Regions from separate parts of the Homo sapiens genome. Here region 2 is linked to region 1. The links are chromatin loops, found by intact Hi-C in ENCODE. Cell type or tissue: Calu3. All regions are shown on one strand. Each heading gives the region's core, and the rest is flanking DNA. Links, peaks and the distances in the headings are about the cores only.

The links. Hi-C counts contacts between places; a loop is a spot of excess contacts. Peaks named below come from ENCODE experiments on the same cell type or tissue, not always from the same donor. Only the 100,000 strongest peaks of a DNase experiment are listed, where the experiment ranks them.
Region 2: a loop joins it to region 1, with 4 times the contacts of the local background. A loop is called at or near these places in 2 of 110 quality-filtered maps.

What each region holds. Positions count from the first base shown.
Region 1 is chr1:88,104,426-88,120,861 of GRCh38, forward strand. No RefSeq gene overlaps it. Among named protein-coding and RNA genes, the nearest start is that of LINC01773, 210 kb to the left of the region's middle. In Calu3, for the core only: no CTCF peak of the experiment used is centred there; a DNase peak (open chromatin) is centred at 7,616.
Region 2 is chr1:88,167,155-88,180,584 of GRCh38, forward strand. No RefSeq gene overlaps it. Among named protein-coding and RNA genes, the nearest start is that of LINC01773, 270 kb to the left of the region's middle. RefSeq lists an enhancer at 8,338-9,537. In Calu3, for the core only: no CTCF peak of the experiment used is centred there; a DNase peak (open chromatin) is centred at 8,717.

The DNA of each region.
Region 1 (16,436 bases), core at 5,105-10,104:
AACATTAATGGAGGTTACATGGCAAATTCTGCTCACACAATAGAATCATCGTGTCCATCTTGCCAAATGCATGTCTCAGCCTCTAAGCTAGAGGATAACAAAAAGATATTCTTATTCTTCCTCCTCTTCTTTGAGTTCTAAGAGCACTCTTTAAATGTTTCTGTAGCACATCTAATTCCTCTCTAATACATTTTGCTGGCTTTGGTGTTCAATTTAATTTAAATCAGCAGAATAATCCAAGTGAATCCAGGTTGCTGTAATGTTACATTAGGAAGGTCTGATCCATTTGCAGCTAAGGTACACCCAAATTCATTAACATTTACTCAGTAGGCTTCCAGCAGGTGACTTTATGGGAAGAAACAGATGCATCTGAATGTCACCTTACCACACATGTGACTATTATAGATTTTTGTTCTGTCCATATAATATTGCTGCATCCCATTCTAAGGGAATATAGATAATAGCATTAGTTTAATTTATTTTTCAATACACCAAATTACACAGAAATGTTCTCTAAGAGGCTTTGACAATTAAATGAATCCAAATTTTGTACAGGCGCAATGGGGATTGACCTCAATGGCTTTCTAAGTGCTAATTACTAAACCTAAATGCAGTATGGCTCAAAGGGCTAAACCACAGAGAGGGCACTCAGAGGTTGTGGGTTCTAATCTCCACATCAGTAGCATGACCCACAGCAAGCCTTCCCAGAACTGAAAAGTAAAAAGATGCAGTCCAGTGTCAGGCTTCTGCACCAGAGCAAAAAACAAAACAAAACAAAAAACCCTGATTTGGGACCGGCAGCCTCAAATAGAGACTCTGTACATCCTGAAAAAACTTAGCCCCTTGCCAAAAGGAGCTTTTATCATTGAGCTACAGAGGCTAAACAAACCTAAAACAATTAGTACACAAATAAAGGAAAACTATGAAATGCTGGCGAAGACACCGAGGGAATTCTAGAAGCTCAGAGAATGGAGAGATCACGTGAGCCCTCTAGTTCTGTGGAAACATTTGGGAAGATGTTGCGCTGGAGTAGAATGAATGTATAACAAGAGTCACAGCACCTTACTAGTGCTAGGGCCAGCACATCTCTGAGACATATATTTCCTCTTCTATAAAATAGGAATGATAGCTTCTGGCCTGTAAATGTACAAAATTGTGTGGAGGAAACAAATGAGACCATGAGAACAAAAACATTGTAAACACTACAGAGATCAGAAGTGCTATAAATGTAACTGTTATGTATTATTGGGCTGCTGGATTGGTTTGTGAAAAAAGAGATCTGAAACAGCAGATTCAGCCTTAGTATTCATGTGATTTGGGGGCAAGTGGCTCTGCCTCCTTGGAGAGCTCCATGAAACATGGCGGGCAAGACGCTGTTGGGGTCTGCACCCAGAGAGTCCTCCTGCCCAGAAGGAAAATGGCACTGCACCAGCACCATCCCGCAAATCAATAAAATAAAGCTCACATTAAAGTAAAAAGAGAAGATGAAAAGGAGTGGGAAGAGAAGAAGGAGGAAAGGAGGTAAAGGAGGAAGGAAAGCAAATAATTTAAACCATTAGCGAAGTCTCCAGAAGGATGCTAGAGAGTGAACAGCACTGCCTGCAGCTGAAGATTTCACCCATACCTGCTGAGGCTCTTCCTTAGCTTGGTGTATCCTCCTCCTCTCCCTTCCTGTTCTCTCTTCCTCTCCTGCCCCTTACCTCCACTATCCTTTTCCTCTCTCTTTCCCACTCCTCACACAAGTTCTCTTCCTAAATTAGCCCATGGATGAATTTTCTGGCTTCCTGATACCTCTCCTCACACTCTTCCTTCCTGTCTTCCAAACAAATTCTGTTCTCTGTGTTGCTCTATGTCCTTTCTGATCCTTGTCAGTCTGGTCTTTCTTAGTTCCTTCCCATTCTGTCTTCCATTGGCCTGTACAGCCAAACAAGTGCCTAAGGACTGAGCAGCAGAAACAACATCTGCCTAATAAGGTGAAGGAGAGAAGAACGGCTGTAAATATTTATGGTAAACAATAAGAGGAAGATATACAAAGATCCACTGGATTATGATAGTTAAAATTTAGTAGTGCTTACTATGTGCTAGGCATTATTTCAAAGGCTTTACATTCCTTAACTTCTTTAATTTCATCACCTACCCTACAAGATAGGTACTGTTATTATCCCTATTTTATAGATAAGTCAAGAAAGCTCAAATAAGATAATCAATTTGTCCAAAAGTCATATAGTTTTTAGTCTGGCTGAGGATCTGGAATTCAGCCACTAGAGTGGATGGATGCCTGGGTAAAGGAAAGAATCAATGTTCAAAGTATTCAAGTGGGCTTTTAGGGCTGGTAGTGGGGGATTTGGAGTTTCACGGGTAGAGAGTGTAATGCCTCCCAAATGGGTCATAGCCAACTCCAAGAGTAGCTACCACAAGCTTATGACAAAGTACGATATTGCCTAAGGACAACGCTTCTCTAGGAAATGTTTCCTCAAGGCTGGATTTGTAGGAGGAAACATTTTTGAGAAATTAATTTGTATTGACTACCAATTTCATTGGAAATGGGAGTGTCAAATGAAGCAGAATGAAAACCAAACTAAACTCAATGAAGGCCCATATATTAAGCTTTGGCCACACTCTCCAAATTATTACAGATCTGGGAAAATCCTGCTAATCAGAGGCAGCAAAACATCATGCACATTGCTGATGCATGCATATGGGAATGGCATGACTTTTTTATAGGTGCTGCATGAAGGTTGATATGTCATTGCAAAATGGCTCTTGCAATGTTCTCCATCAACCCTGTATATGTTTGCTAAGATACAAAAGCAATATGAATTTGTTCAACAAGGTCAAGTAGTCTTTTTTTTTTTTGTAATAGTGACTCCTTTTCTTTTTTTTTTTCATTCAGATCTTTTCTCTCCAGTTCATGAAAGTTTACACTATATCTGATACTAAGTTTGACTAAAAGAAATCATTTTAATGTGTTTAGGCTTTAGGAGAAAATCTTCAGGTACAATCCAGGATCCAGTAATTGACTGTTATTAGTATTAATAGGAATTACACAGCCAAATCTCACTGCTATGCGCTGAAAATTTACCACTTAAGATCAAGCTTCAGTAATCAATGGAATGTGTTGAAGTGTAATTTCTGGTTCATAGACCTCTCAAAAAGGAAAAACAGATATGGGGAGTTAAGTTTGGGATAATAGAAAGGAAACTTCTTAGTTTATACTGCTTAGAATTAGAAATATATAATAAATAATCATATTTTCTTCAAAATGTAGTAATCAATTTGCTGTAATTAATAGGATTGAATTAATACATAGGACAAGCAATCATTCTTATAAGGGACTCTTTAATAGAGGATCTTTTCTGTGCATTTCTTCAAATGAAGGGTACCTCCGGTTGTATTTCTTTCTGACAGAGCCATTTCCTTGCCTTCACATCTCTGTAATACATATTATTTGAATATCTGGAATATGTATTATTCCCTTGTAGGTAGGTTGCGAAAATTACCAGCCCACACAACTTTTATCAATATGTCTCATGCTAGGTTTTATTCCTGATGTGAAATAGAATAAATTGGCCTTCTTTCCTTTTCACCTGATATAATTTGTTACTTACCTTGAGATAATTTTTTTAAAGACTGCTGTTAAACAACTACTAATACATTTTTTAAAACGTGGGTAAATTATAAGAAAAGGCAAGCATGGCTTTCCTTATTCTACCTGCTTAGGCAAGAAATGAGCAGCACATTTTGCGTGTGTATTCTTTTCATTAGTCTGATGCTGTCTGCAGTGATGCCACACACACATTCAAAAAATGCCCCAGCTATTCCACTTCCCTATCTTAGTATCTTTCATATTTTTAAACTTGATTCAATAATCATTCCACACCAGGGGAGGTATCATGACTTTTGAAATCCTCAGTACTTTTCAATAAAAAAGATGAAATAATTTTACATAAGCAAGTTTAAAATGTCAGGAGAACAAAAATGGATCTATTTGAAATCATTTCTAAAACAAAATTTGATTTTTGTCAATGGTGCATGAAAAACAATGAAATAGCCAAGGAAACATTTTGATATTATACATTTCTTTTGACAGAGGGTCAGTCTTAGATTTTTAATACTTGGCATCCTAAAATAATATGAATATCTTTAGTTAGAATATAGAATTCTTTCTGAAAGTTTGCTTTAAGTAAAATTAAAAATGGAAGGACTTGAAGCAAAATATGTTAATAAAATAAATCTCGTGCTGTTTTACTGATGTACTTAATGGAGAGTTGTGATTATTAATTTATAATTGTCATAATTTTAAAAACTGCTGGTAAGAGGTTTCAGAAACATCTCCATGGTGAAACATAGAACCATCCAAATCCAATCCACCAATATTTAAACAAATACACTTTGAAGACATGTATTTCTTCTATTCAAAAACTGCAGGTGATTTTACCAATGTATACTGGTCACTGGAAGTTAGGTAAAAAAAATATCTTGAAAATGGCAATGTTGTATCATTTCTCAGAAACTTAAAAGTGGTGCATATCATCAAGGGGTCTGCAGAAAGAAACATAACATAAACAAAGCCAACTTTGGATAGAGCCTAATTTGTTCTTTAATGTGCTTGACCTCATTGGAAAACATTGTTCTATATTCATATCAGTGTGAGGTTTTTTAATGTTTTATTCTAAATCATGGGTGGATTTATGAAGGTCTTTTTCTTAAGAGCTAAAAAACAAGCATTTTCATTCTGTAAAAGGAATGTCCATTGATAATTGTGATTTGTATTCACAGACTAATATTAAAAGACCAGGATGTTCTACCTCTCTTAAAGTAACTCTTGTTTCAGGAATCTCCAGAGAACTTATCCCTCAACCTTCACATTGAATGGGTTTTAATATTTTTAACACTTCTACAAGTGTCATGGTCTGTAAGGAGCCCTGGAGTGAAGTGGAAGCATTCCTATCAATGATACTTTTGAAAATAGAATGTTTCCCAGATTCCTTGATACATAAATCAGCAGTGAGGGAAGTTAGGTGCTCCATTTGCTTCTGATGAGTTGGAAAAGGTAACCTCCAACCAGAGGGCAAGAAATGTCCAGCACATAGTGCTAAAAGCTATCTTCTCCTGTGAGGTGAATGGAAAGAAAATCCTATTGCACAATTCTAAAGAGTTAAATTTCTTCAAGAGGCAATGGAACAGTTCAGTTTCATCAGATTCCTTTTCTGCTTCCTTCTTGATATATTAATGTTCCCCATATTTTCTTTCCATGTTGCAATACTCTAAAACATTTCTATCCATGTGCTGTGAGTATTGAGAGTGAACTAAGCCCAGACTTCAAAATAGCCTCCTTGCCCATTTTGTTCTCCCTTGCCACACTTTGGGCTTTGGTGCCTTGATACGTTTGCAAAAGGAGTCCCCTGAGCTGGGAATGTTTTTCTTCTGTATTATAACTATACCTTCTCCCAGGGCCCAATTCAAACACTTCTTTAGTCAGAGTTCACCTTTGATTTTCATGTACATTATAGGCTTGGCATATGTTTCCTGTGTAATAGATATACATCTGAATGAATCCATATCACTAATTATTTGTACCACTAACAAGCCACCTAACTACATCACCGTGTTTAGATGTCAATTTTCCCAACTAGCTGGTAAGCACCTAGAAAAATAGATCTCTTTTACTGTGGTGTATATCTTCAGTGCACATGGTAGAGATCCTTGTTGTAAGAAGTCAATGGATGTTTTTTGAATAAAAAGTAGGCATGAGATACTATTAGTAGAAGATATGAAGAGTCTTAGCATAAAAAGTTTCTCGCATTTTGTATATTATACAAATATATACAATATATTTGTATATTGGAAAACAGCACTGGAACACTAAAGTAATCTTAACTAAGGCAAGATCTCAAAGATTTCACCAAAGTATTGACAATGAAAATAAGATCATTTTAAATCAAACTATGACATTCAATAAGCAGGCCTTTAAATTTTTCAAAAAGGAAATATTTGAAGGATATTAACAAATGACACATATAAATGAGGAAAAGGCAAACTAATGTTTTAAAGATTAATAATGTATGAGTTTTGATTCAAAATGCAAGCTGCCCTTCTCCCTTTCAGGGGCTTAAAATGGAAAAAAAGTAAGTCCTGGGCATTAAAAACAACTTCTTTAATTCCAAACAGTCTTTCACATAGGAAGTTCAAAGTTAAAAATGACTCAGTGTTAAAAATTGTACCTAATGGCTAGATCATTATTATTGCCATGGTTATCTAGGGGCATAGAAACCAGGATTTATAGAAAATCTGAAGTCACACAGAGTATCAGTAATCTGAACAAGAGAACAATGTCTGCCTTCCAAATCTTGACTCATTCTCTTGTTCTGGAGCTACATTTTCTATATCTCTCCTGAGGAAATATAATGAGAAATAATTTTTAAAGAACTAATAGTAACCACCAAATTTGAAATTTTCTGGAATCCACTTCCTGTCCATTTCCACTGTCACTGTACTAACTTAAATCTTTTTAAAATAATATAGCCTCCAGCAGGACTTTCTGATCTCAGCCTCTCCCCTTACCAGATAACCCTCTTACAACTGTGATGTAAGTCTCTCAAAGTCATGCAGCCCAAAGATGGTAGCACACCTGACCTCATTTCACCAGTTATTAAGGTCTTATAAAATCTCATCACACCCTAACTAGCCAACCTTATTTTTCTACCATTGAACAGTTTAATATGTAATTCACCTTTCTAATTGTATCAAATACATTAATCTTGACTTTTCAGATCTATTTTAAATGTGTGAAGGCTCACCACAATGCCAGACACAAAATGGATGCTCAATATACACATGTTAATTGAATGAATAATTGAAAAGATTTTAAAAGTGCTTTTGAGGTACTGGTAAATTGAAGCACTTACAAGCTGCTTTGTAATGTTTCCATCTATCCCTCTGTATGTAAATATTAATAGGTTCAGGAGTTCTAGAAAAGAAATCAACCGAGGCCCCTTTCCCTTTTCTCATCAGAACAACTGTGCTTTAAAACATTCCTCTAATGAGAACTGCCTCAGACAGAATTCAAAAGACACTTCCGTACTTAGAGGTGTTGAATTTATTTGAACACCAAAAACCTAAAACTCAAGTTTATTTGTCTTCTTATAAGTACTTCAATAAGGCGGACCCAATAGCTATCAATTTAAGAACAACATCTGGATCTCTTACACCTACCTAATAGACACAGAGTGTTCTACTCCAGAATTTTAAGACAATAAATAAGAAAAAGGATACAAAGCTAGCAAACCCTATGTGCTATAAATTAAAGAGCAAAGCTCATTTTTTCATGATTGAAAGGAACTGTGAATATTCTCATAGTAGCTCCCATAGCAATTACTTGGAAGATACAATCTCTCAGAGGAGAGTTCTTATCCATCTTGTGTATTTGTCTGCAGGTCAGGTATTCATAAATTTCCTGGTTTAATTTCAATCTTAGCTGGGCAAACAAGCGTATGTTTTACAATGGACCCTTCTTGTCAACCCTTCAATGATTAGCTCCTTTGTAGTTTGCTGATGATCAAATCCAATGAATGCCACTCTTGGGTTACTCGTGAGTCATCTCTTTGAGATTCCCCATCCTGCTCTACCTGCGCCCAGCAAGAAAACATCATTTCTTGTGGTCAGTTATCATGAGATCACTTCTTAGGGAAAGAATAAGAGAAAAACCTACAATTCTTAATAAGTTCATTATTAGTGATGCAGACACCTGGTCAGCTATTGCCATTTAATGACCAAGATTCAAAGTGGCACAAGCAGACAACTGACATTTTGCCTTAGCATGCATCTCTGGCCAGTGATAATTAACCTGAAGGTAAGGAACCAGTCATTTTCTTAATACAACAAGGCACCTCTTTCAAAGTTGGGGCTCTTCCTGTTTTAATAATCAAAAGGAAAAGACCTTTGGTACTTAATATTTAAACAAAATGTTTAATATTTACACAGTAAAGTTCTTCTTCTGATATTAAACCAGCATTAAAGCAGGGATGGAAATTGGTTTATAATCTCTGACACTAGGCCTGGAGCCTTGTAGTGTAGTAAACAATGTCACTCTTCAGATGGGCACCACCTGCATTGGGTTCAGAAATGTCAACTGTAATTAAACATTTTATTTCAAGGATAATTCATAGGTTATGTGCATGAAGGACTGCTTTCTGCCATGAGAAATTTCAAAGTACTGGCCTGTGTAAATAAGAAGCAGGTCTTTTTTATTGCATGTTTTTTTAAAAAAAACCATATGCAAACTGTCTGAGACTTAATTAATATTATTCTTAAATATATCCTTCATATTTTTCAAAGGATTTTAAAGTCAATTTTATGAAGCTTGACTGGTAATGTTGCATCTCTACCTTACCAATTGTTTCCTGAAGCTATAAGCTCTAGTTATAAGTAGGAATACTGTGGGGGAGAGGGGAAGAATACGATTTGCCACATGCTAGCATGGTAAACTAATGGCAGAGTGGGATTGGTTCTCACCAGCCCTACATTTTGCCTTTGGGGCTTTGGTTTTTTTAACTTATGATTTCAATGCAAACTTGAAAATCATTTATAATTTTTAAAAAGAACGACAAGTTATTCATAGGTGTGGGGGTCACTTAGCACCTCTAATAATGCTTCTGAACCTAATGAGAATTTACAATGTAATTATTCAATTAAGCATGTGTGTTCGTGTGTGTGTGTGTGTCTAAGAAGGGAGTAAGTAATCCTCTATTTTTCTATATCAATAGCAATTCACTACTGTTTATTGGGAGTAATTTGTTAGAAGCTAATATAATGACTGAGAGACTTATTAATAAAACACACCTTTCCTAGCTCTCCACCCTAACATTCTACATCATTTTTTTTCTCAAAATAGGGCTTAAGAGGAAAAACCTTAAGTAAAAATGTTCTTAAAGTAAGGAGAAAAAATCTGGGTAAAGGTAGCACTCTTTTGTGCATTTAACACAGTCCCTCATAAAGAGTACTCTTTTCTCTATTTGAGGCAACAAGGAAAAAAGATGCTCTGTCACTGTCTCTCACTCACTTTCTCTTCCTTTGCTTTTTGAGTTACTTCATAGCCAAATATTTCATGACATACATCACCTACCAAAGAGAAGGCCTTAGGTACATGAACAAGCTCAAACATTAGGCAAAGGCATTTGATGGGGAATGCAGAGCCCCACCTGTATCAGATGGGCACCTTGCAGAGAAGCCTCTGACTGGGCTAACAGAGCCATGGTCACTGAGGCACTCTTTCAAAGATAAAATGTTAGTTGTCATTGGGAAAAATTGGTTGGCAATAGCAAAATGCAACAGACAAATATTCTTCCAAGTCACCATTCCAAAATGAGTGTAATATGAGCATTTGTTAAATGAGTTCTGATTATACTTGCTTTAATTAATAATCTTTTCTTTTAGAAATATGATTGCCATAAAAGCTATATAAAAACATGTGAAAAGGAAATGGCACAGTAAGAGACAATGCTATAAATCATATACACACTGATTAAAATTACATTTGAATTTAAAAACTGACATATAGAAAAAATGCTTGAAAGAAATATGGCAATGTGTTAGGGTGGCAGAGGTACAGGTAATAATTTTCCCATTTTCCAAATTTTTATAATATGATCATATGACTTTAATTATTAAAAGTCTATGTCCAGTAAGAAGTTAATTACTTTGGGGGATTAAAAATCCCACAGTGCGTTTGTTCATCAAAACACATTAGAGAAGAGGTACAGAAGAAATTTGGTGAAGGCTTGGATCAAACACAATTTGAATTTCTTTGTCTCCTTATCTCTATATCATCATAAAGAAAACAGTTCAAGAATATTAGCAAAATAGGACAGAGTGGGAGAAGGTAGGAGAAACACTATTGGAACAGCTAGTTGGTCTGACCCTGGAGCTTCTTTTTTAACTAACAGCAGATCATAAGCATTAAATATTTCCTTTATCTTCTTCTTAAAATGGTGTTACCCTGGCTGCAAGATAGACAAAAGACAAAAGCTTTCTCAGTGCATCCATATTCCTTCCTGGTTAGGAGAGTAGTAAAAGCTGTGGTTTTGGTTATGTCTATAGCTATCAAAATAGGATTATCACATGGACAATGTACATCAGCTGCATAAACCCATGTTAAATTAGACCAGATGTAGATATTAAATTTACCAAGTCATTATAAACTTAGAAATAATCTGTCTAAAGTCACAAAGCTAGTAAATGACAGAACTGATGAGATGGCACAAATGATCAACTTGATTGTTCCACCAATAATCTAGATGTAAGTACATATACAGATGCAGATATAGATGCTATAGATAGGGATATCGTTATCTCAATCAATTAACATTTGGTGAATATTTCTCATGCGACTTAGAGTGCAAGGTCTCTCATTTTTCCTTTCAAACTGACATGATTTCCCACTACATCTCTCACCAAACTTTCCTCTCTGCAAAAATTCCATGATTGCAAGGGACCTGCCACAGTGACAATGCCAAAAACTTTCCGTATGATAAACCCTATTAGCCAGCCTTGCAGTCTCTAGGGGTGGACAGGTAGAGGGTTCTAGCAGGAGACCTTTTGTGTAAAGAACCAGGTGAAGGGCATGGCAGCCATGGAAGAGTTATTATAAAACAACATTTTTCCCCTAGAGCTTTCTCCTTTACCTACTGAAACGGAAAAGGCTTAGGAGAAAGAATCCTAAACCACTACACCTGAACAAATAATAGAAATTCATTTAGAACAAATACAATATTAAAAGCTATTTTTTCACTACAAAATTAATTGATTAACTTTTTCCTCTACAAATATATTACTGGAACTTTCTCACTGCACAAACTCTCCAAACAAAATTAATGGTTTTGTTTTGAAAATTAATTTAGATATTAAAAAATTATATTTTCCACCAAGATCTCAGTTACTCAGATTAAATATTAACCAAAGCTGTCTTCTGCTTAAATAGAATTTAGCCTTTGAAGTGTTTTTATTAATCTCTTCTGATGTAGGTGCTTGAAATTCTATGAGAGTGCCGCTGCCGCCCGTTCTGTGCATCACTTACTGTAATTTATTTTCAGAACATAATTCTATTTATAAATGAAAATCCTATTAAAAGAAGACAAGAAAAATTAGTCCTAGACTTTGCATTGGTAGAGTAGAAACAAAATGAGCGGCCTAACCTGAAGTGACATTTACAAATTACCTGTTAATTTAAACCGGGTTGAGGGATGACAGAGTTTAGTCAGACTGACAGGAAGTACCGAAGGAATGACAGTTGGGCCTGGAGTGGCCATAAAGCTCGTGAGGCTGGCACATTTATCTGTGTTCCCCCACTACCCCACCACCTCCCAGAAAGCTTCCTGCCTAGTAAATAATATATTTTTAAAAATATTTACCTTTTTGGCAGACTAGTGAGTAAAGGTTTTACACAGCCGAGGGCTCTCTTCCTTTTTTTTTTTTTTTTTTTTTTAAGGGGAGCAAATCAGTGATTAAAAATGGCTTCTGGCTTTAGTCATGTGTGTGTCTTCCTGCAACCTATTGAAGCCCAAATATAAGTTGTTTTCTTCTTAGGTGTCTTTAATGAAGCACAAGGGCCTAACAAGGCTACAAACAACTGAATATCTATTCATGGGCATTCACTCCCACCCCAAGGTTTTTAAGAAAGACGTGGTGCTCCTTTTATTTTTTCTATTTTTGAAATGTAACATCCAAAAACCTTGTAGATAAAAATCTTAAAACAACAGTCTTTTAAGAAGGAACTCTAAGAAGGGACAAGAATTGCTTTATACTTGGATTTTTCTCATTCAATTTCAATTACTACTAGCCAGAATAAATATCTGCTGATATTATACATATCATGTAACAGTTAAAACTCATTTTCACAGAACTTCTATTTCACATTCTATTTACATGGAGCTACATTTTTCTGTCAGTGGGCATGTCCTCAGTAACACTAATATGAGCTACACATATGGATAAACTGAAAATACACAGGTGCATATACGCAGACACATACACAAAACACAACACACAATAGTATACCCAGTAGTTTGGCCTTTCATGAGCAAGACCTCTTTTTGCCTTAAAAAACAAAACTGGTGATTTTTTTTTTATGAGAACATCTTTAGCTTCATAAATCGATGATTACAAAAACATCCCGGTTTCATCTGCCTGCATCCTGGTCAAGGCTCCTGTCTTCTTTTGTCTCCTTTAAATGTGTTTATCCATTTGAGAATTCAGCAAATTTCAAGGAATTGTTGCACTCTTTCTTCTTGTTTACCCATTCTGGAATTCTATTGACTGTGCAGGGATAATTCTGTAACTTAAAAGTAATTGCTGTGAATTATTCACACCCTGATTCTCAGAATCTTCACACAACTTTCAGTAACTATTCTGGAGGGGAAAAAATGTTTAGCTTAAGGACTACTTCTCTGAACAAATGTTTCATTATATTTGTGGTAAAGGTATCTACCAAAGGCAATGAATCATTAGTGTATTATTTTAGAAGGGTGATGTTACCAAAGTAAGAAATAATTTTCTCTTGAAATTTTGATCCAATGTTCTTGATATCATATCGTTTGTTATCTAGCAAAAAGGAATAATTTAACCCCTTAACACTAGAATAATCTGAATAATCACAAGAATAATTAGTCTCTCTCAATAAGAAACTGGTTTTGAATAGATAAAAATGTCAAACAGAGTGAAAAAGTTTGAAATATGAGATTCTGATGAAGAGGGTCTGTTGGAAAAACGAATCCTCCTTCCCTAGTTCTTCAGCCTAGTTGGGTGACAGCCTGCCCTGCCTTGAAGTCCTCTCCACACAAATTCCGTGACTTCTATTTAGCAAGTTGTTGAAACATAATACAAATTTAAAATAAAGTTCAGAAAGGAATAACCAAGAGAAAATTTTCAGCTCTGTCTCCCTCTACTCCACAAGTGCCACAGGAGTACTTCTCCCAATGTAATCTACTATTAAAAAAGAAAATCAGAAGGCTCCCTAGTCCTTTTTGGCACATAAAGAAACACACTTTGTACTAAATGCTACTTTTGAGGGTTTTTTTTTCAATCAAGGTTTAGAGATAAATTATAAATTATTTGTGTCTTAGACTCTTCTGTCACATTGCTGTCAAGAAGCATATGCCTGTTTGGACAATCCTGGTTATTTCTATAAGATTGATGAAATGTTACTTTGCTCTAAGATTGATATCCACGTCCTTATGCAGTATATCAAGGGCATATGATAATGATAGCGATCAATGTTATTTTAACACTGCACAAAGGCCAGGGTGTCAAGGCCATCACTTCATTAGACAACAGGACTATTGATTATTAACTAGAGACTGGCTCAAATAGAAATACCTGTACAATCTCTCCATGCCAAAACATTGGTGGGTGAGCAGATTACATAATCTGTCAACCAATATGAAACTCTCTCAAAACTAAGCAGAGTACGGGGAGCATTTGAAAGGGCATTTCACAATGAGCAATAACTTTTTTATGTCCCTTGTCCCTCTGCTATCCTCCCTCCTAAAGCGGATATCATTTTAGACTTGCAACACTGCCTGAGTCCTGACCTTAAAATGCAAATACTCATTTGAAATTGAGGGGAAGGAGATGAGAAAACTAAGGTTTGGGTGCGAGTGGAAGAGAGAGGAAGAAAAGAGGTTACAGGTGTGAAGGGAGACAACTAAGAACTATTTATGCTCTACGTTTCTTCAATCTCAATTCTATGTTCTTAAAAATAGTAGATGTTTTCTAAATATTACAGAGCTAAAGAAAACCACACCATTTCTCCTTCCTGTCAAGAGATATATTATTGTTTAGCTGACTTCAATAGTTTTTTACATGCAAATTTATCAGATGCCCATTCTCTTTGCCCTGAGCTATGAGCTATGAAATGCGTGTATGCTCTATGCAAGTGTTAAAGAGGCCTCTCTATCCTGGAGTTATATATTCAGACTCTAAGGCAATTTCTCCATCACGCACCATGCTTCCTAATCAGCATAATTTCCCCCTTGACCAGCCCTCTACGTGCATACATTTAGAAAAAAATAAGTGGGTTAAAAGGAGGGCATTGACAAAAACAGCCTGTTCAAAACAGTGATTTGAACACTTCCTAATGGAGCTTTAAGAACTCATCCTAAGTAAAGCAAATGGCATGAGGCATGTGGAAAACTGATTAGTGAGGACCAAAGCAGACATTTATTGCCCAGAGGTAGAAAGTCCACTAATCTTCCTGTTAAACCTCTGTTTTCATTTCCTTCTCAACTAACCTCACTCTGGACCAAATTCATCACCTGTCTTAAGCCTCCAACTGGTACTGAAATCAAAGAAGTCAAGGGAACAGTGAGTGGAATCTCATGGGAATGTATTTCCCCCATTCGTCCCTGCATTCCCGACGATCAGTTTGAAGTGCTGAAATGTCAGGGCCCTGGCTCCTTACAGCTTTCACTACATTTTTGCTTTTCAGAAGCAGCCTTAGGAACCCAGATCATGGTCTGGATCCTTCACCAGTGGTCTTGAGCAAGGGAGATGGGACTGACTTTGGTAAATTGTTGAGCACACAGAGACAAATATCTATAACTAATTGTAACATGAGGATGTGACAGGAGCCTTCGCTGTCCCTGGCCAAACAATGATGATGGCACTAGGCTAATAAGACAGAACCCTTTTTGATAAGTGAGAGACCCTAAAAATGCACATATTAAAAAAGACTGTCAAAGGTCTTTGAGCAACAGAATAAATAACAGTATTGGATTATAACCCAGAGTATAAAGTAAATATATATGAGCTCTTATTGTTACAAATAAATGGAGGAGTAAATAAATGAATAAGAAGAGAAAAATCTTCCCCATAGGATTCTAAATAATTTGTGCACACTGCCATCTGGAAGATGGTCCTTAATGCCCTCCCCCAACCCACATTCTCTCCCTTGAACATGGACTTGCTTTCAAAGAATAGAGTGTACAGAAGAAGGGTTAAGTTTATGGTGGAGAAATCTGTCAAAGACTACCTGGATCAAGTGATCAAGATTAATACCACCAGTGATAAGTCATGTTGACAACACATACACCTTGATAGGATGTGAGAAGAAGGCGCTTCACTTCTGTGGTGTTCTTCCCCAAAACTTATAATCCCAGTCTAATCAGGAGGAAAGCATCAGACAAACCTGAGGGAGATTTTACAAAGTAGCTGACCAATACTCTTCAAAACTGTCAAGGTCATGAAAACAAGGAAAGACTAAGGAACTGACACAAACCAGAGAAGATTAAGGAGATGTGATATGTAAATGCAATGTGCTACCTTGTATTTAATCTTGCAAGAGAAAAAAGGACATTAGTGGAAAAATTAGTGAACTCTGAATACAGTCTGGAGTTTTATTAATAGTAATGTACCAATGCTGTTTTCTTAGCTTTGATAAATATACCTTAGCAGTGTAAAGGGTTAACATTAGGGGAAGCTCTGTGAGGAATATACAAGGATCTCTGTATTCTCTTTGCAACTTTTCTGTGAATCTAAAATTATTCCAAAGTAAAAAGTTTATTTAAAAAATTCAAAAATATTTCCATAATGACCTGCCTAGAATTTTTTCATTGTGTAAAGGAAAGGAGTAAAAATGTAGAAAATTACATTTTTGTCAAGAAAAAGAATGAAACGAGAAGGCATAACCTATTTGTACAAAAAAGAACAAAACTAAATAAAACTAGACACACATACATTTTTATACATAAATGTGTATATAATATGTAAATACATAGACATATAGATAGATCATAAATTCATAGATACATGGATAGATCAATACTATAATTGCCATTGTACTATTCATTTATTATTTTATTCATTTACTCACCTACTATTTTTGAACTAATAACTACTATATGTGAGGCACTTTGCCATCGGCTAGAGATCCAACAATGAACAAGATGAATACGAGCCTTATCCCCAGGGAGCTCTTCAGTAAGTTCATAAAAGTTTTGTGTTCCAAAACTTTTAAATCTTCAAGAATGTCTTCTTAAGATTCATGTATTTCTCAGAAGTGCTAGTTTTTTGGAATAAAATTATTGGGTTGCAAATCCTGACATACCATTTATTAGGTATGTGGTTCTGAGCAAGATTTTTAATACTCATGCCTCAGTTTCCTGGTCCAGAAAATGGGGATCATAATAATTACTACCTATCAAAGCTGCCATAAGAGTAAAATAAGTTTTCACATATGTTATAAAATGCTATGCAAAGGACAGTTACCACGCCATCCACCAGGGCCTATTGGGAAAAGTAACCATGGTAGAATGGGGAATCAGAAAGGAGGATGGAGTTCTGACTTTGGAGACAGAAAGATACCAAGAAAAAAATCTTCTCTACTTCATAATCTTGCCAGGAGTCAGCTTTGGAACAGAATATGTAAATGTCTAGAAGGGAAG
Region 2 (13,430 bases), core at 6,761-11,760, 64 kb after region 1:
ATTCGGGAATAAGATGATCATTATTTCTTTCTAAAAGCACAGGCAAGGTCATAAACCAGTGTAAATGATGAAGTGAAAGCAGGAAACCTGAGAGCCACTTTCTAGAAATTATACAGCAGTGTTTTAAAAAATAAGGTGGCAGGTATTAGTTACCTTTACTTGGAGTTTGTCATGGAAGGAAAGTTGAGAAATAAGACCTTAGCTTGTAGGTCAGGGGCAGATAAATGGTGGGATGGGCTGCCAATGAAGGTTTATAAGGAGAGAGAGACCCACGGTTTGCAGGCAAAAGGTACAGCTCCAGAGAGCACTGAGTTGCTGAAGATGTAAGAAACAAGTAATAATTGGCTCTGTGAGAGGAAAAGTAAAAGAGAGAAGAAGAAAACAAATAAGGTGGAAGAAGAAAAAAAAGACATGGAGCAGTTTAATAAAAAGAGTCACTTGGAAAGATGGTCAGAACAGCCCAGTGGACAATGATAAAATGCTCCTAAAATTATAATCACCTTACATATTAGATCTCACTCCTGTGGTACAGCAGAAAGAACTTCCATTTACGGCAAGGAGGCATTTGAACCAACTAAACTGAATACCAGTTTAAAAAGGAAAAGTTCAAAGGTAAGAGGTAAAAGCAGATGAAAGTCAAATGCTTAATCATCTTAAGACAACTGCAAGAAGATGTCCAACTAGTAAAATAAACAGGCAATCCTTTTAGTTCTTCAAAAAGGGATTGCCAGCTTTTGCAGCTATCAAGATATCCACTAAACATCTAAACTTGAAACTTCAGCTGGAAATTAAACCCACTACTCCATGCTGTGAATGAAGGGCTCTGATCTTAAGAAGGTTGGAAAACAGGGTGGAAAAAAGAGAGAAAGAAAGAGGCAATTTTCATTAGTGTCTGCAGTCAGCTAGAGGGATATTCAAAATCGCATTTCAGATGAAGTATGAGCATGAGCAATATATTCACCTGGTGCTCACAAATCCCAAGGAAAGTTAACTAGCCACTTGGGGATGTAGTTACAGTTTCTCTACTGTAGATGCACTTTGGGAAAAGGGCAATAAGTTGGAAAGAGTTCTGCCAGGAATGAGATTAGTTTATACACTGGTTTCAAGCCCTAGTTTTTCACATATGTGAAAAATGAAACTAGAAACATGTGCTCTGAGGTTGCACCTGATTCATTCCTTGTTTTAAGTCAGACACCTAGAGTGGTGATCAGGCCTGTTGCTTTATAGGAGGATTCACTCAATCTTTCCCCAGAGGGCTTATCAAAGTCCTCATCAATATTTTCCACAAGAGGACAGTGATCCCTTTTCCCAGGATCAGGAAGGATATATGTGACTTTTCCCACTTCTTCTATCCCATGTTAGATCCATCAACACATTTCATCACTTAGTTAACTCAAACCTGCCTCAGTGGAGCACATTTTATTGTTACAGCTTCCAAAAATTCTAAAGAGTAAATTTCCCTTCTATTGTACCAAAAGCCTTTAAAAAAATCAGAACAAGTCTCATATATATCCAAAGTAATCAAACTTTCTTTCCTGGTGTGCTCAAAATCTTTGTTAGCTTGTAGACATTTAAATCCTGTGCAACTCTTTTGTCTTTTAAAGCAAAACCCAGCTAGCTTACATGTCATGAGAAGTAAGCACACATCCTTTTTAGAAAATCCTATTACTATATAAAGTTTCAGCTGAATAGCCACAGGTGCAAGAGGCAGTGTGTCTGAAGTTCTCACTCACATTCTCTTTTATTATTGCCTATTTCAACCAGCATGATCTATAATGAATACATTGGGTTTTGTGCTCTTTCAGAAGTTTCAGCAAGTGTCTCCATGCCTTTACCTTAGTGTTCCTGAGAGAAGGAGAGCCTCGAGGAGGGGTGGAAGAAATTGAAAAATACAAATAACAAATCAAAAATTACAATTGATTGGATAAACAATTTCCCTTCGTCTGTTTCTTAATAAGTGATCGATTTTGTGATCAATATTCATTATTTCTCAGAACATACCAAACTGCTTATTGAACAAATGAATGGTTGAAACTACAATGACACAGAATCAAAAAGGTGAACTAATTTTTTTTAATAACATGGGTTGAACAGACTGTCTCATCTTACCTTGTTGTTCCACATCAATGCACTTTTCTGCATAGCCCTTTGGAAAAACGCTGAAGTTCAGGAAAACAGGAGGTAATTCATTACTCATTAAAAGAAATGGGTTATGGGAACACATGTTTGTAAGTATGACGGCTGAGTTGCAGTTTGTGTTGGACTGTCTTTTGCGTGTTCAAAATAAACCCTCCAAGCTACCAAACCAGGATCCCCCTAAAGGCATTGCCTTTTGAAGTTAGTGTATTCCATGGATGTATACAAAGTTGAGAAGCCCAGAGCATATTTGCTTTCTAGACATACTTTTAATTGAAATTCAGGAAGATGACTAACAGATATTTGGATTGAAATAAGTTAAATCAACTACTCATTTGTCACCATTGTCATTTTGTTTGCTTGTTCTATAACTTCCAAAGCATTTACTTGAATTCAACCAATTCTGATAAACTTACAAGCATCCAGGTTATTCTACTTTGCAGTTTCCTTCATCATCTTGAAATAATGTGGTAACTGATATATTTTTGAATGGCCATCTTCACCCTGATTTTTAGTGGCTTCGATGGTCTCGTGTACATACAAAGAGGGTATGCAGAAATGCAACTGCACTGGCAGCTAGTATTACCGCTAACCTCACCAAATTGATAACACTAATCTGGGAACAAGCTCCAATATTTAGCAGAGGTGGTCAACAGGATCCTGGCTGGATGATGAACATGCAAAGGTGGGCTCTGGCTGTGGCTGCTGGGACTCCCCTGCCCCTTCCAGCCTGTAGAGGAGTGAGGAACCACAATAGCTTGCTTACTTCCTTTTGGGCTCTACTTTCTTGTCCCCCATTGCATAGTCCCATAGTGTCTGTTACAAATGCCTAACTACCTGGCTGTACAAGAAATGCTGGATTGATCAATTATGAAAGCAACAAATGATTAACTAGTTTCTTTTTTTAAAAAACCACATCACTTACTTAAAGTCAGTCATCCAAGGCTTATCCAAACTACTTAGGAAAACCTCATTAAATCAGGCTCCCCTAATTAGAAATTAGATAATTCTGACAGGAGCAAAGCTAAAGTTTACCTTTTTACTGTCTGTAAAAAAATATTTCTGCAAAGCAAAGGAATAACATAAACAAGACAATGATTTTCTAAATTTAAAGTTCCAGGATAGATTCAATATTCTCCTAAGTATCTTGACAGCAAATTGTCAACCTTGAAGGTATCTTCATGCTATATGTAAACCTCCACCTACAGAAAATAAAGCTTTAATTGTAAAACATTCTTATCTATCACTGAAGAAGGTCTCAGTAAAGACTTTACTAGGTAACATAATTGGAGACTAGTTATAATTAAAGCTATTTTAATATATGCATAAGTGTCTCATTTTATACTGCATCATCAGGATTCATACAAGTAAAATTTTCAGACAACTGGGATTTTTATTTTAAGTAGCAATACTAATTTATCTTAATTGGGCAGGTATGACCCAGTGATGAAACATGGACGATCTGAGTCTACTTCTGGCTGCATCTTGGGCAACTTAATGTATTTTTGCCTCCGTTTCTTCATCTGTAAAATGGAAATAATAATGGTAACTCTTCATAATCTTTTTCTGAGGATTCTATGAGATAATGCATTAAAAAGCTCTTAGATAAATGTTTGTTTCATAGTAAATGCTCAATAAGTTCAAATTACTACTATTTAATCCTTTTTGAAAGAACTTAGAAAAAATATTTTGCATAATCATCTGCTTTCTCCAACAGAGTGAAATGAGCATAATTTAACCCATTCTTATTTATTCAAAATCACCATCATGAAAATAACTCTATTATGCTTTAGGGGACCACTTTTGCTTTTATTAGGTCCCATCAAATTATCATACTCATCTCTAATAGTTCTTCATCTCCTTCTTTTCATTGCTGTTCATTATCTGTTATCGGTATGTCCCCGGTGTTTCTCATAAAATGCCTTATTGTATACCCAGTGGTCTACAATATGAGGTTCTGAGAGCAGTGCCATGTTCTCCTATCAAGTATATTATATGTGCTTTTGGGAAGCTGTTTTCCACACAGCTGGGAAGATCTTTGCCATGTTTTCCTGAATTCTAGAGTATAGTCAATGGTCGAATTTGCTAAACCTCTGAGTTCTTCATAAAAACAGTGTTATCATATTTAAAAGTCCTGCATATATGTTTATTTAGAGTTCCACAATCAATAATTTTCACAGAGACTGGCCATCCCCCAGTTAAGAACATTTTATAGAATTCATTTCTCTAAATCACAGATACCTTTAAATTGATAGAAGGCCATTGTACTCAAAGTGGCTTATTTGTATTCTGTAAAAGATGGTAACGTGATAATGTACTGTTTCTCTCCACCACCCACTTTCACCTATGAGTTACAGCAATATAAAAAGTGTACAAGTTTGGGGAGATTTGGGGGTAGAATTCTTCCCCAGTCTTCCATCATCTAGTCTGAAGTCTCTAAAATAAGAATCACATCAGAAAAATGAGATACGGAAAACCGTTAACAGCAAAGTCTCCAAGCATGGTGAGTGAATTCCTCTAATAAGTTTTCATCCATCAGCATCAAACTAAGCACAAATGGAGTACAGGCTTTATCTTACATGTGCCACATTGTGGTGTTTTTCATCTCATGGGGTGTAACATAAGCTGATGTGGCATTCAGGATTTACAGAATATAGATGTATTTTACTTAGCAAGACAGAACATGTTTTCTCCAGAGAAGAATAAATAGATGTTGAAAGACACATGTGCTCTGAAACATCATATTATACAATGTCCATGTTATTCCTCTAAATGTCAGATATAAAGGAACCATGAAGCCAGGGACAGTGGCTCACGTCTGTAATCCTGGCACTTTGGCAGGCTGAGGCGGGAGGATGGCTCGAGGCCAACAGTTCAAGACCAGCCTGGGCAACACGGTAAGACCCCATTTCTACAAAAAAAATTTAAAAGTTAGCTGGGCATGGTAACACATGCCTATAGTCCCACTACTCTGGAGGCTGAGGCTGGAAGATGGCTTGAGCCCGGGACGTTGGGGCTGCAGTGAGCCATGATTACACCACAGCACTCCAGCCTGGGCAACAGAGTAAGACTCTGTCTCTAAAAACAAAATGAAATAAAAGAAACATGATCTTATTGCATTATTCAATGTTGATCACTGGTGATCGTGATCACTTGTGAATGATCATAAAGATGTCAGCCACTGGTAGTGACTCCCTGGGTCTGGTGGTAGCATTTCAGCAGAGAATGATGTGAAGGAAAATAGGAAAAAGTTGAGGGAGAAAGTGATGGCACCATCAGCCCAGAAATTAAAATAATTATGGGGATAAAGTAGAATCCACCTCTTCTGCTGCCAGGCTTAAAATAGCATAAGAGGAAGAAAGCTACCAACTCCAAGCAGCTTTCAGTGAAAAGATTTATAGGTCTTTAAAAATACCGGTTTTCCCACTAACCTGGTGTAGAACATTACTGTAATATGTTTAAACTAAAAAGCTACCTCAATATCTCCCACTGGAAAATGGCATAGCCCAGAAAAGCTACTTGAACACTTAGATTTTAGACATCCAAATGAATGTCAGGCTATATTCATAATCCAGGGTAGCAACCAGCCATCCATGGGATGACACCACCCTTGGATCCCAACCACCTGTGCTTTGACTCAACAACTTGGCCATTGCCAGGGGCCATGTCCTGGCTCCAGCTTGAAGTGTGGCCTTGCCTTGGCCAAGATCTTTCTGTCTGGTGGACCCAGTACACAGCTGTACTCTGGATTAGAAGGAGAAAACAGCAGTGGTGGCTGCATTGCCCTGGACTACAGTTCTGCATTCTCACAAAAGTAGGAAGAAAGAATGTTGTAAAACATGAGAAATTGTGTTTTATTCTCTTAGCTTTCAAGGTTTTTACATTATTTTCTCCATCACCCCTTGAATCCCAGTAATTATCAACCACCACCAAGGGCCAAGGCTATTTACTACATGCGTGTTTTTACCCAATCAAAATCTGTTTTTAATAAAGTTGAATTAAATCACTCTGAGTGACATAATTACTTCAAGTACTTCCATCACCCAAGGAGATTCACATTATAATGGGGATCAAGGCCGTAAAGGCAGTTTTTAATCTGGGATGCAAACGGTGATATACTCAGAGAGAGAAGAAAAATCTTAGCTCTTTTACTCATATGTATTTTTCTTGCACAAAAATTAGAAGGTTCACTGATATTTAATATAGATTTACTCAGCCACTGTTACCCAGCCTGCCTTTTAAGTGGTCATATGTCACATAAGTTACATGAAAGTGACCTGAAAAAAGAACAGGAGTCCACAGTGTAGAAGAGTGGCAGGGTGCCTTCAGGTCGCCAGGCTGCTCACAGTTGACTGGATTTGTGTATTATGCTACCAAGTTATAACTAAACTATACCACACAAAATGAGTAAGAAGATTTCAAAATCTGTGTCCGAAAACTCTTTATTGGCATCATTCATGGGCAAAGAAGTTGAAGCTGGGCCAGGCGCAGTGGCTCACGCCTGTAATCCCAGCACTTTGGGAGGCCAAGGCAGGTGGATCACGAGGTCAGGAGATTAAGACCATCCTGGCTAACATGGTGAAACCCCGTCTCTACTAAAAATACAAAAAATTAGCCGGGTGTGGTGGTGGGTGCCTGTAGTCCCAGCTACTCAGGAGGCTGAGGCAGGAGAATCACTTGAACCCAGGAGGCAGAGGTTGCAGTGAGCTGAGATCTGCCACTGCACTCCAGCCTGGGTAACAGAGCAAGACTCAGGCTCAAAAGAAAAAAAGAAAGAAATTGAAGCTGAAGTGTCAAAGTCCTTTAGGAATAATGACAACCATGACAACCACAAAGCCTTTAAAATATAGTCAAATATTTACCATTGTTGTTAATGAGATAGAGAAGGGCCACAAAGATCTTTTGTATCACAGTGGTTAGGTGTTTATCTCATGAACAAGAAGTAGAAAAATCTTGTGACATTTCAATATAAGTGTGCATTTTCTTTTGCAAAAAGACAAGGGGCATATATTAACTGACTTATGTACTTAATCTGGCCTTTAAGGTTTAACTTAATGTTTTAATCATGGATGAGAAACAGTGTATTTAAAACTAAAACTTGGATTACAGAAAGAATATTTTTAAATTGGTATTAAGAATCATTTCCATTGTAAAAATGATTTTGCTACTAAAGATGATGTGTCTGTCACCACGTCTTCATACTTCCTAACAACTTGAAAACAGAATATTATAACCTGCTTAAAAACCTTCCAGATCAAAATTCTCAGAGGGATTTAAATTCATTTGTTAAAAATACATAATGTATACCTTGTAATTAGTTTGCAAAGACAACTGATTGACACCAGGGAAGATGGGCATTAGCTTTCCAAGGAGCCACACAAATGCCTTATAGTGATGGAGGAGACCCAAATCTGGGTATCACAAATTCGTAAATGTAGCCACAATGCCTTTTTACATGATACCCATATACTTTGATAAAATATTATTTTTTAGCTGTAATAGCCTTTAAAACAAACTTGTAAAATAAACTGAATTTAGACCCAGAAGTAATGTCACAAAAATATTACACCGAGATGAAAAAACAGTTTGAATTATAACTAATCATAGTCATAATAATAATCTTATGAAAGCAAAAGGTTCTGTACCCTTATAAATAAAATATTTTTATTTCAGGTTTGTCTCCTTAAAATATTTGCATATGTTCTATTAGGTATTAACATACTTATGCAATAGTACATAGATAATATATAAATCAATAAATGTGCATATTTGGGGATAAGTACTCAAAAAAGTTTACAGATATGATACATAATTTTAAAACTTTGGACCACTTTTTTTAGGAGGTTTCTTTTTATTTCTTTCTTCTGTTCTTTTAAAAACATTCCTCAGGTGGCATTTCAGATTTTAGAAAATCAATGAAAAGCATGGGCACAGGAAGTTCTTTCCTCTCGCCTCTGAAAGTCGCTCAGAATCCACCTATGCATGAAGCAATCACGTCCTGCCTCACAGCTGAACCAAGTAACTGTGGTGGGGTTAACAGGCATGAGTAAAAATTTCTACACAATTGAGTTAGCCTCAAGTGGGAAAACATGACATTTCTATTTATTCATTTCTTCAAAAAACCTTTCTTGAGTTCCTACAGGCTCTTTCCAGGTGCTGGAGAAACAGAGTTGCTTTAGACTCACTCATTCTTGCAAGAATGAGACCCAGCTTACCTTCCCTTTGCCTACAGAGGGCCCACAAGAACTCCAATTTAGAAATAAGGAAGCCATCTAGCCACTTTGTGAAACAGTTATACAAATTGCATTTGCTGTGTGCCTTTAAATTGCATGGAGCAGAAGTGCACCTGTGATTTTAAAATATTCCTAACAGTGTCCTCTGGATATGCTCCACCTTCAGCTACAAACATTCTGCCGGCGAATGCTATTCCAGTCACTCTATTCCTTCCTCAGCCCTTCTGTTCTTCTGCCCACACGTTTCACGGAACTACCAGAAGCCACCAGGCAGGCAGCTGCCACAGAGCGCCAAGCAAGGATGATGATTTTAACTTCTTGGGGTACACTGTCCAAATGCCAGAAAACACAGGATCAAAGAAAATGAGTCATTCTGACAGTCACACAGTGCAGACAAGAGGGCAAATTCCATTCTGCCCCTGGTTACAGGAAAGGGTAAGCGTTTCAAGGTCTGTTTTGTGTACTTGTGGTTCAGAAACACGTTCCCTGAAAGTATGCTGGCAAAGTTGCTTAGATCTTTCACACAGTCCTGAGGAAGGTACCCCAATTCTTTAAAACAAGCTTTATGTTGCACAACACACTCTCATAAGAGACGAGTTGCATGATTTCCATTTTCTCTCTAGGCTCCTTCTTTCTAACTTCCGAAAAAATTCCCGTATCAGAACCTGATCAAAAGCAATGCAGAAAATAAGGTACATTCTTTAAGTACACACACACAGAAAGAGAGAGAGAGAGTATAAGAAAATGCACCAACCAAATTCATTATCACAGTTACCTCCCAGAGGGTAGGTAGGGCAAAGCCATCAGAGAGGAGTACCCTCTATCAGTAGGTAAGCTTTGTATCTTAAATTGGGGAGGTGGGTAGTACATAACTGTCACAAGTCTTGATATCTTTGGAATTCTTAAATATAGTTTAAGTTAACACTTTTTTGACCTTATTGCCTTCAATTCCCTATAGCATTAACATTCCATATAATGATCTTCTCACTACATAAACACTCAAAGTGAAGAAACTGAGCCCTGGAATCAGATAAATCTAAAGTCAGAAGCAGTTCTGTAACTTACCAGCTGAACAAACTTAGACAATTTCCTTAAACACTCTAAGAATTGGGTTTATTCATCTGAAAAATATGCAAAAATAACAGTATCTACTTCATAGATAATTAGGAGAAATAAATTAGGTCATGTATGCAAAAACTTAGTACTATGCCAAGCATATAGAAAGTACTCAATAAATGTTAGCTATCATCAGTAATTATTTTATGTTTTCTCAATGGCCTATATAATACTCCAACACTCCAATATTGTGGACTGTATTCACTGAACATCCCTTTTCATCTTTACTTTCCCAAGCAATAGGCTAAGTTTAGAGTACTAAGAGATATGAGTCTTGATTAGAGAAAGCCATACCCTTTGAGCCAAATTCCACATTCTCCAGCAGTTTAAGATAAACATCTTCTGTTTCAGAAAATAATCTTTTTGTTCTTCTTAGCTTCAGGAATTGGAAATGGATTGGCTCTGGTGCCAATGCACCAAAAAGAGATTTTTTTTTTTCCCACTATTAGAAAAGGCTTTCATAAGGAATAGTCTCACTATGAGTTAAATGCCCTGAACATATATACTCAGCAAGTGTGGTTTTCTCACAATTCTAGACATGAACATTATGATAATTATATTTACACATCTATAGTTACCACAACCAGGTACTCAGTATCAGGGTCTTTAGCTGTCATAAACCAAAACACTTCCGTAGCATAAAAGACAACTTCTAAGAGTCCCACCTCCAGACAAGACTCCAGCATTTACCAATATTGCCCGGCAGCATAAAATATGATCAGACATTCTTCCTACAGAAAGGTCTCCTGCGAACTACATGTTTTGTTTCCCCAATGCAACCCCAATGTACAATGGGATGCATTCAGTCCATAACTTGCCATCTCTCCAGACATGCTGGCCGTTCTCCATGGATTGAGGATGGCTCTGTGTGAGACCAAAGAGGTAATTTCAGCAGCACCATCAGTCACTTGGCTAGTTGTTATCGGCATTGCTCAGGGAGCCATGAGGGTGGGAGATGATCCAGGAGAGGTTTCAAAGCCTTTGCTAGTAACATAAAGACCACAGCTGCTGCCTGATCAGTGGCCATGGCCAACAAGCACAGCCAAGACGCATTCTATTTTTCACTTGACTTTATTCACTTCTCCAATAGTGGTAAATCTACCCATATTAACTGTGGGAGCTTCACTTTACATACATTTATCTTCAGGATTTGGGTAAATGCTACATTTTCCTTTGGAGTTGCCTCATGCAGGAACCATAAGTGGCTGTGTCTCCCGGTCCCAAGATCTGGCTGATAAATGAAGATGGCAACTCCTTTTGTCTTTTAGGTTGATTATCCCTGATCCTTAAGATAAACTGACTCAATTATTATCATTGACTTTCAGCTCTTAACCACAAGCCACACAAGTCAATCTCAGACTCTGTATTGTGATCAGGTTCTCCTATTTAGTGGCACTTTATCTATCCAGGATTTGGTTCTGGAGAGATTTCTGTTACCAAAAGTGCTAGTTCCTATTTCAGGTCACCATTTGCTGTTTGGTCTATATTTGGCCAATAGCACAAAATCCTGTTTGAATAAATCTGGTGTATCTGCTGTATTTTTTCGTAAGATGTGTACCTGGATAGTTCTAATTTGTTATCTAGTCCTACTAGACATCTAAAAACATACCTCTGTCATTCAGCCCAGCAACCTTCTCTGCTGTGACTATGCTGATGAATAACAAGGAGGAGTCAGTGTCTCCTTCTGAAAGCCAGCATTTCTCTTCATCAAAGCCTGATCTCTATACTGTGCCCCATCTCCCCACTGCCACTCAGTCCCCGCCTAACAAATCCTCCCTTCAAATTCATAGCACTTAGACATCAACATGAATAAGCTCCATGTTCAAAGTCATCTTTACTTGTAACTAGTTTGTATTAAGCATAATGCCCTGAGTCAGGATGTCTTTTAATCATATAAAGACTGAGAACTTAGTCTCAAGGAACTTAAACTTAAAAACAACAATAACAACAACAAAAAAAAAACCAGCTTAGATATGAAGATGTTGATTTCAAGCACATGAAACATAATGTAAGTATTAAAACAAAACATATAGTTCCATCTTTAAACATGTCTTCAGGTTGGTTTTGACATAAAATTCCCATTGCTTTTCTGAGCTTGCCTCAAAATAATTCTGTTTTCTCCGAAAACTCCATACAAGGAAAGATTAGTGTTCGTCTGAGCTCTTGAACTCTTCTGATTCAAGCTTAAGCAGACTGGCATTGTGTATACTATGCATATAAAGTTGTAAGTGTGACAATTCCTTAAAAACTGAATTCAAAAAGAAAGTATGTGAATGAGCCTAGTATAATGGCTAGCAAATAACAATAATAAGCACTCAATACCTCTGAAAGAACAATTCAAATCATTTTGTCATAAATTATGATTTACATTTTTTTCTATAAATGACTATATAAGAGAGAATGAGGTTTTTTCCCTGTACTAACTATGGGAACTCTAGCTCTAAAAAAAAAAAAAAAATTGGAAAATAGGCAGGGATACTTACATACGTATTTCAAGATAAAAACAGAAAAAGTATAGGTGAATCCTACAACAGCCTGTAACTGGGAAACCTATTATCCAAAATTTTTTCCAAGTTTCTGTTGCATTAAGATACCTATTTTCATGAGGTTAAAAAAAAAAATTATTAAGGGACCGGCGCAGTGGTTCACACCTGTAACCTCAACACTTTAGGAGGTCGAGGCGGATGGATAACTTGAGGCCTGGAGTTTGAGACCAGCCTGGCCAACATGCCAAAATCCCATCTCTACTAAAAATTTAAAAAAAAAAAAAATTAGCCGGGCATAGTGGTACATGCCTGTAATCCCAGCCACTCAGGAGGCTGAGATGGGAGGATTGCTGAGCCCATGAGGTCCAGGCTGCAGTGAGCCGTGATGGCACCACTACACCCCAGCCTGGGTGACAGAGTGAGACTCTGTCTCAGAAAAAGAAAAAAAGTCCAAATCACCTTAAAAAACAAAACTGTCAGAAAAGAAAAAATGTAGTTAAGAAATGTGGTTATTCACACAGTTCTTCTCTGGTAGCCATCTTGTTTTCTACCCCAATATATAAGGTCAATAATTCTAAAACAATAAAGAGGGGATGGGGAAACTCCTTACTAACGAAACACTTTAAACGAGCTCCCTAAATACTTTTAACTAGCATTTAATTTATTTTTAATCAGCTGCTTATCATTTATTAAATAAATTCCAAAGGCCCCAGGATTCCACAGCCCTTAGATAGGCTAATCTCCCATTGGGAAGCAACACGTATTAAATAGTTGCTAAACCTTGGTAAATACACTTTTAATAATTAATTCTAGAAGTATTTAACTTGCAGTTATATACCGGATATTTCAGCAATATTGTAATCCATGGGATATTGCCGAGGGATTTCTCAGATTAACACATTTGGGTCCCTGAGTCCCATCTGTATACCTCTATCTGAATTAACAGCAGGTGATTCAACACATGGCTACCAGCTCTGTGTCTGAGTGACCAATGATTTTATTACCATATCAGTGAGATCAAATCAGTGAAATGCATCAGCTGAGGAAATGCTTTGTAAGGGATGAGACAGACGGTGGCTTACAAGTCAACCCGGGTTTTCAAAAATGATAACTACTGAAAAGAAAAATTACTTTTCCTGTTGAGATGTGTAAATATTATGTAGATATTCTAACTCAATCTCTATGATGGATGGCGCTCAATTTTAAACATATTTCAGTAATGCCTTAATTTAATAGAATGGGAGATACACAAGATGTTGAAGGATCAAGGTGAGAATAAATTTTCTTGCACAGATGGTTTAGTCTTGTTCTAAAAATCCATGGGATTCTTATACTTTCCTCTCCATGAAAAAAAAAAAAGGCTTTGCTTTCTTTCCTTTAAAAAGATGTTTTGAGTAACCACTTTGTTAAATTCTGTATATCCAGTCCCATTCCTACTAGCCTTGTGTAACATAACTAT